Regions from separate parts of the Mus musculus genome. Here region 2 is linked to region 1. The links are chromatin contacts, found by Hi-C in ENCODE. All regions are on one chromosome and are shown on one strand. The core of a region is the stretch at or near the end of the contact, and the rest is flanking DNA. Distances in the headings are between cores, read along the strand shown.

The links. A loop is a pair of places that touch in the nucleus more often than their neighbours do.
Region 2: a map of regulatory T cell shows a loop between it and region 1 (4-fold over the local background). The contact joins the promoter of Tmem168 here to the promoter of Tmem106b in region 1. A Hi-C loop is called at or near these places in 2 of 37 maps with a recorded cell type or tissue (T-helper 2 cell and regulatory T cell).

Annotation. Positions count from the first base shown.
Region 1 is chr6:13,068,427-13,071,131 of GRCm38, forward strand. Tmem106b (transmembrane protein 106B) reads left to right here and starts at 1,333. Exons shown (of 9, transcript NM_027992.3): 1 at 1,333-1,534; 2 at 1,882-1,988.
Region 2 is chr6:13,606,848-13,609,562 of GRCm38, forward strand. It overlaps Tmem168 (transmembrane protein 168), which reads right to left and starts at 1,251. Exons shown (of 5, transcript NM_028990.5): 1 at 983-1,251.

The DNA of each region.
Region 1 (2,705 bases), core at 83-2,582:
TAAGCCAACCCCAAATAAATGTATTCTTTATAAGAGTTGCCATGGTCTACTTCGAAGCTATTGTTAACTCTATTGAAATCCTAAGAAACTGGTTACACACTGCACACAACTTTACTTTAGAATTCTCATTATAATTTAGGATGAATCTCACAGAGTGAAATTGCCGGACCTAAGGAGGTGAATGTTTTAAATAGTCTTAAAACATCCTGCTTATGTAGATGGAAAATACACAGCTCTCACCTCAAAAGGACAAAGAGTTTATTCTAAAGCCAATATGAGGAACCATGACCTGAAAACAAAGACTTGGGCTATTCCAAATACCAATGTCCCAATGTGATAACAATTTCATGAAACTTTTATATACATAGAAGATGGTCATAAATCAAAATACTTTCCAAATACATACAAGGCAGTTTAGAAGAGCGGGACAAAATTGGGAGCTCCTCGCCCAGTGCAGTTGCTTTTTTCCAGTAGAGAAGGAAAAAAAAAAAAAAAAAAAAGAAAAAGAAAAAAAAAAAAAAACACAATTAAGAGATGCTTACTTCCCAGTTATAACTCTGTTAATTTTCTAGGAATTTCACCAGAAACCCCATTTATAGGGAAGCTATTAAACTCCTTTAGCAACCGCATCTGTTCTTGCTTTCAATTTTATCTTATTATAATCCCATCCAGGAATCTTATGAGCCACTTAATACATCTTGATTATCAGGAAGACAGAAAAGAGGTCATAACAACCTTTGACTATAACACTGGCGAGCCACTAAAATGAGCCACTGTAGCCTCAACTCACTGTAAATTATGACTGGACAATGAGGTGCATGGATTGGGACACTCCTTTAACAACTCACTTGGTCATGAGCTTTGGGGTACAACTCTTATTGCATGCACTGAATAATGTGAATTTAAGTACAAAATCAAAACAAGATTAAACCAAGGCGGGGGCGGGGGTGCGTCTTCCCGGTGACATTAATTTCTAAATGAAAACTCAATAACAAAATTCTGGCCTGCAACTCTGCCAGAAATGTGCACCAACCGGCTCATTCTAACCCCAGGAAGGAAGTTTTGTGTCTGCAAATCTAGACTTGAGAACACGATCGCTCAAAATTGCGACGGTGCACATTCCTCCCCTTTACAAAAGGAATCAGCCTGGTGGAGGGGAAAAGGGAAAACCGATTATTCGTAAGCCAGGCGCAATTAGTACTATTTTGAAACTTTCCAGTCTAGAGAAGAGACAGGTGACAAAACCAGAAGCTTTCACCCTGGCAACTTCCCTTCAAACCGGTGACAGTGCGCATGCGTAGTGTCCATTCCAGGGCCTAGCCCCTCCTTCCTGGGGCGAACTGCGCAAGCGCACGCGCAGGCTCTCCCGGTACGGAGCTCAGCTGATGCAGTTGTTGTGCTACCCCTCCCCCGCAGCTCTCCCGGCTGCACTCTACCGGCGCTCGGCCCGGCCCCGGGACCGGGACGCTGTGACCCTGTCCTGCGGCCCGCACGCACCGGAGCATCCCGGGACCGCGCAGCACTCCGCGTGCGGGTGAGCGACCCGGGCCGTGGGGCCCACGTCCCCTGCCCGAGCGGTGAGGGAGGCCGCGGCGAGCCGGGTGCGGGGTTGTCACCGCGGGGGCCTTGGCTTCGCTCCCGGGGTGGCTCGGGCGGCGCCAGGGCCCTTGATCTGAGCGGCCGAGTAGCTCTGGGGCTTGACAGTTGTAGTTGCAAGGTGACTCGGATGTTGATTTCTTCCGGGGGTTTGTTTGCCTGTGATGCCCTTTGAAAAGCGCTCGTTTCCGTCTCCCTTGAGCCCCTCAGAACTAACCCCAGGTCTGCACACAAACAGGTGACACATCTCAGTTGCATGCGCTGCTGAATTTATCTTTTTCCCAGTTTCTAGAGCATCTGAGAACCGTGTTGAGTTCACAAGACCGCGGTATAAACATTGAGAGCCCGGGGAGGAGACGAAGGGGATCTACCACTCCCTTTAAAAACCTCAAGTAAGTTTCCAAAATGACAGGGGTTACACTTGTCAATAGCCTCAAGAAAAGCTAAGCAAGAAGGCTAGGATTCAAGTGACTGCTTAATCTGGTGTGTACCCAAACCCACCTTCAGCAGAATATGTCAAGGTTACTGTGGGTCTGAGTAAGGCAGCCAGCGGAGACCAGAACCACTTAGCTGTCCCTAGCCTTTTGCCATAAAGGCTCCCATTTGTGGGACACAGTTTTCACCCCTGTGATGACACCACGTGTTGTCTAGTGTCAGCTGATTCTAAACCACCCTGTGTACTCCAAAGCTTCCAAGGTCACAGTGTAAGGAGCCGGTACTGATTACAATTCACCCCTGTGCACCTGTGGCTGCCAAGTGTTGGCTTGGCTCTGACTCGCTGTCATTGAGCCACAGTAAGATACTGTGTGTGTGTAAGTCACAATCACTGATATTTCTGAGCTATGGTACACAGTGTGTACACAGAACTTCTGAAAGTATATTTATTCATTTTTTTTTACTCCTTTTCTATATGACTCAAGTTTTTAAATTTAATATTGCTGTCTACACAGTGAGTGAATTCAACAAGTAGCATTCAGATTTTGAAAAGCAGATATGAATTTCCTTCATCTGGGGTGACCTGAATCACTTAGTATCATTTTATTTTTTAATGAAAAATATTAAATTAAAAGTAGTATCTGTGATTGTGTAGTTCGTATTTTGAATCTGAT
Region 2 (2,715 bases), core at 1-2,500, 540 kb after region 1:
TGGACATATTCCTTTTCCTCCTCCTAGCCCTATCTGCCCTTTATCTGTCAAACCCTTCATTCAGGTGTGGGCTTACAATTCTTTTCGTAGGAGAATCGCCTCTCGGATCACTCTCTCTGAAATGGAAAAGTAAAACTACTCTTTTCTTCACCATTTGTTTAATGTCTGCATTCTTCACAGGTCACAAAGTCTCTGGGGAGATCTGTCTTCCACAATGCACGCTCAGTATCCAGCAGTCTGTAATCAAGTTAACATTCAATTCCGAAGGGGGGGGGGCGGGGAGAGGAGACTGACTAATAATAGAAAAAACTACTTAAGAAATGCAGATAAAATAAACCACTTTCTAATAAGCCACAGCTAGCACTAGTACTTAAGTGAGAGTCCAGGAATCATTGGCTTGTCTGCTCTTGGCTTTACTCCAACCTTCACTTAATTCACCAAATTTCTTCCAAAACAGAAAAGTGCCCTCATGGTGTCCTAAGACAATGGACTTCAAGACACAATGTATCGCTTTCATAATCCTTCAGTGGAAATCTATGTCTGTTCCTCGTAGGGGAAATGTCCAAACCTGAAAGAACAACACTGAGCCGTCAGGAGTTGGAGACCTGCAGCCTAGTTTCTCTGAGTTCCTGCTAATAACTCTTTCGGCCCACCTCTTAACTAGAAGAATGGCAACTCGGACTCTCCTTTTTGAGCAGCTATGGTAACTTCTCTCCCGTTAGGGCTCGATCTAGCGAGAGATGGAGAAGTGGGCTCGGGACCCTGGCTGTTCCGCTACCCCTTAGCTCTGGGACGAGGCGACACCACGCGACTCCCGGGTCAGGGTGAGGCGGGACACCGAGGCACGCCCTCCCTTGGCGGTCGCCAGCCCCCGAGCATCGATCCCACCAGGAGGCCGACGGGGCGGGGCCTGGCCGGCTCAGCCGGACCCTGGGCGGCGCCCCAGCCCTCCGCCGCCCCTCGGCTCCCGGATGCCCCTTACCCGAGTCAGCGGTCGCCAGCGAGCCTCGCTCTTTCCGCTGCGAAGCTCGCAGAGCCAAAGGGCGCGGAGCCTCCGAGCCAGAACGCGGAGGTGATGTGGGGACGTGAGCCCGAGGCCTCCCGCACTAGCACCGCAAGGCCTCGGTAGAAACTTTCGCTAGGACCGACACGGCCGCCATGTTTCCGCCGCTGACTCCCAGCGCTACGGATCGCCGTCAGGGACAAGGCGCGCCGCGCGCTTCCTTCCCTGGCCCGGCCTCCTAGCCGCTCTCCACGCCCAGCGGCGAGCCTGGGGAGGCAGGTGCTCGCTGCGCTGCCCCACCCTGGGCCTGTTTAACTCCCACCCGGGATTAGCAGCAAAAGCAGGGAAGACCACGGATGATCAGGCCCCAAAGCAGCGAGGTCACCGCTTAGAGTTGGACCGAAACTGAGCCAGCTAGAGTGGGATAATTGCAAGTGGACTATAAATCTATGTAGAAGGCGTTGCTGCTCTTTCATATAGGTGGTATAATATATGGCTTTGCATATGCTGACCAAACCTTCAAAACCTGTCTCTCCTTGCCCCAGCCTGCTTTTCTAATTAAGTCCGCCATTAATCCCCAATCCTGAACATCTTTATTCTACAGCCCTAGCTAGCTTTCCTTGGCCCTAAGCGCACCTTCAAACACCACAGATGATTTTAATCTGCATTCTGATGGCACTTAAATTAACATAGTTGTACACACGTGAGCGCCGCATTTCACAGGTGCTGCGGAGCAGCAGTCTCAGGGGTTGAAATTGGTTTCTCCATCTGTGAAATGGTAACAAAACCTTTCTCACAGGACTGTGAATATACAGGGAAACAGTGTGTCCCTCCATGTACAAAATGAATTTAAAAGATATTCAATACCTGTAAGAACACGTTGTTAAGGAGGGCTTTAAGACAGTCTCGTTCGCGTACGGACCGCTATAAATCCATCTTGCAATGGAGAGGAGATAATGGTTCCAGTTCAATAGAGAGCTTGTAAAAGTGGGACTTTAACGATTAGGATGCGGTAGGGATGCTTGAGCAAATGGGGAATCACATTAGCTTTAAGGGGGACAATGACTTGGAAGCATAACAACATTGTTGCTAACACAACAAAGGTACTTGTTACCTTGAAAACAGGAAGATAAGAAAGATAGAAAGCTAAACTGACTTCATGGCGTTCTTAGTTAAAAACTAGATTTTACTAGGGAATGCACAGTTGGGCCTGAAAAACAAGTTCTGAACGAAGCCTGAATAGAATACGGCCAGGCAAAAAGCAAGAAAACCCCTTTCCTTTCCCAAAAAAAAACATTTCCACCAAAAAGTCCCTGCCTGCCTTCTGATTCCATTTCCTGCTGCTTGCAGCCCCTCATATAGGTCAAACCATTTCAAACCCCTAGCCCGCTCATGTGTAAACAAACACTGATAACATCTATCCGACAAAGTTTCTTCTGTGGATTGAGGGAGAATGTGTGTTTTAAAAATGCCTTACAACCTTTAAATGGCTTATCCTTTCAGATAAACCTCCAAATCCTTAAATAGGGCATGTGGGTGTTATCTCAGTGGTAGCATGCTTACCTAGCTTGCATGATGGAGCAAGGGGGGGGGGGGGGGCGGACAGAGGAACATCCTCATATAGAAACAAATTGTGTGTTTTTCACCTCCAGTTTAAACTCCCACACACTCCCCAACTCTGTGCTCCAGCCTGCTTTCATTTCCTCAAATGT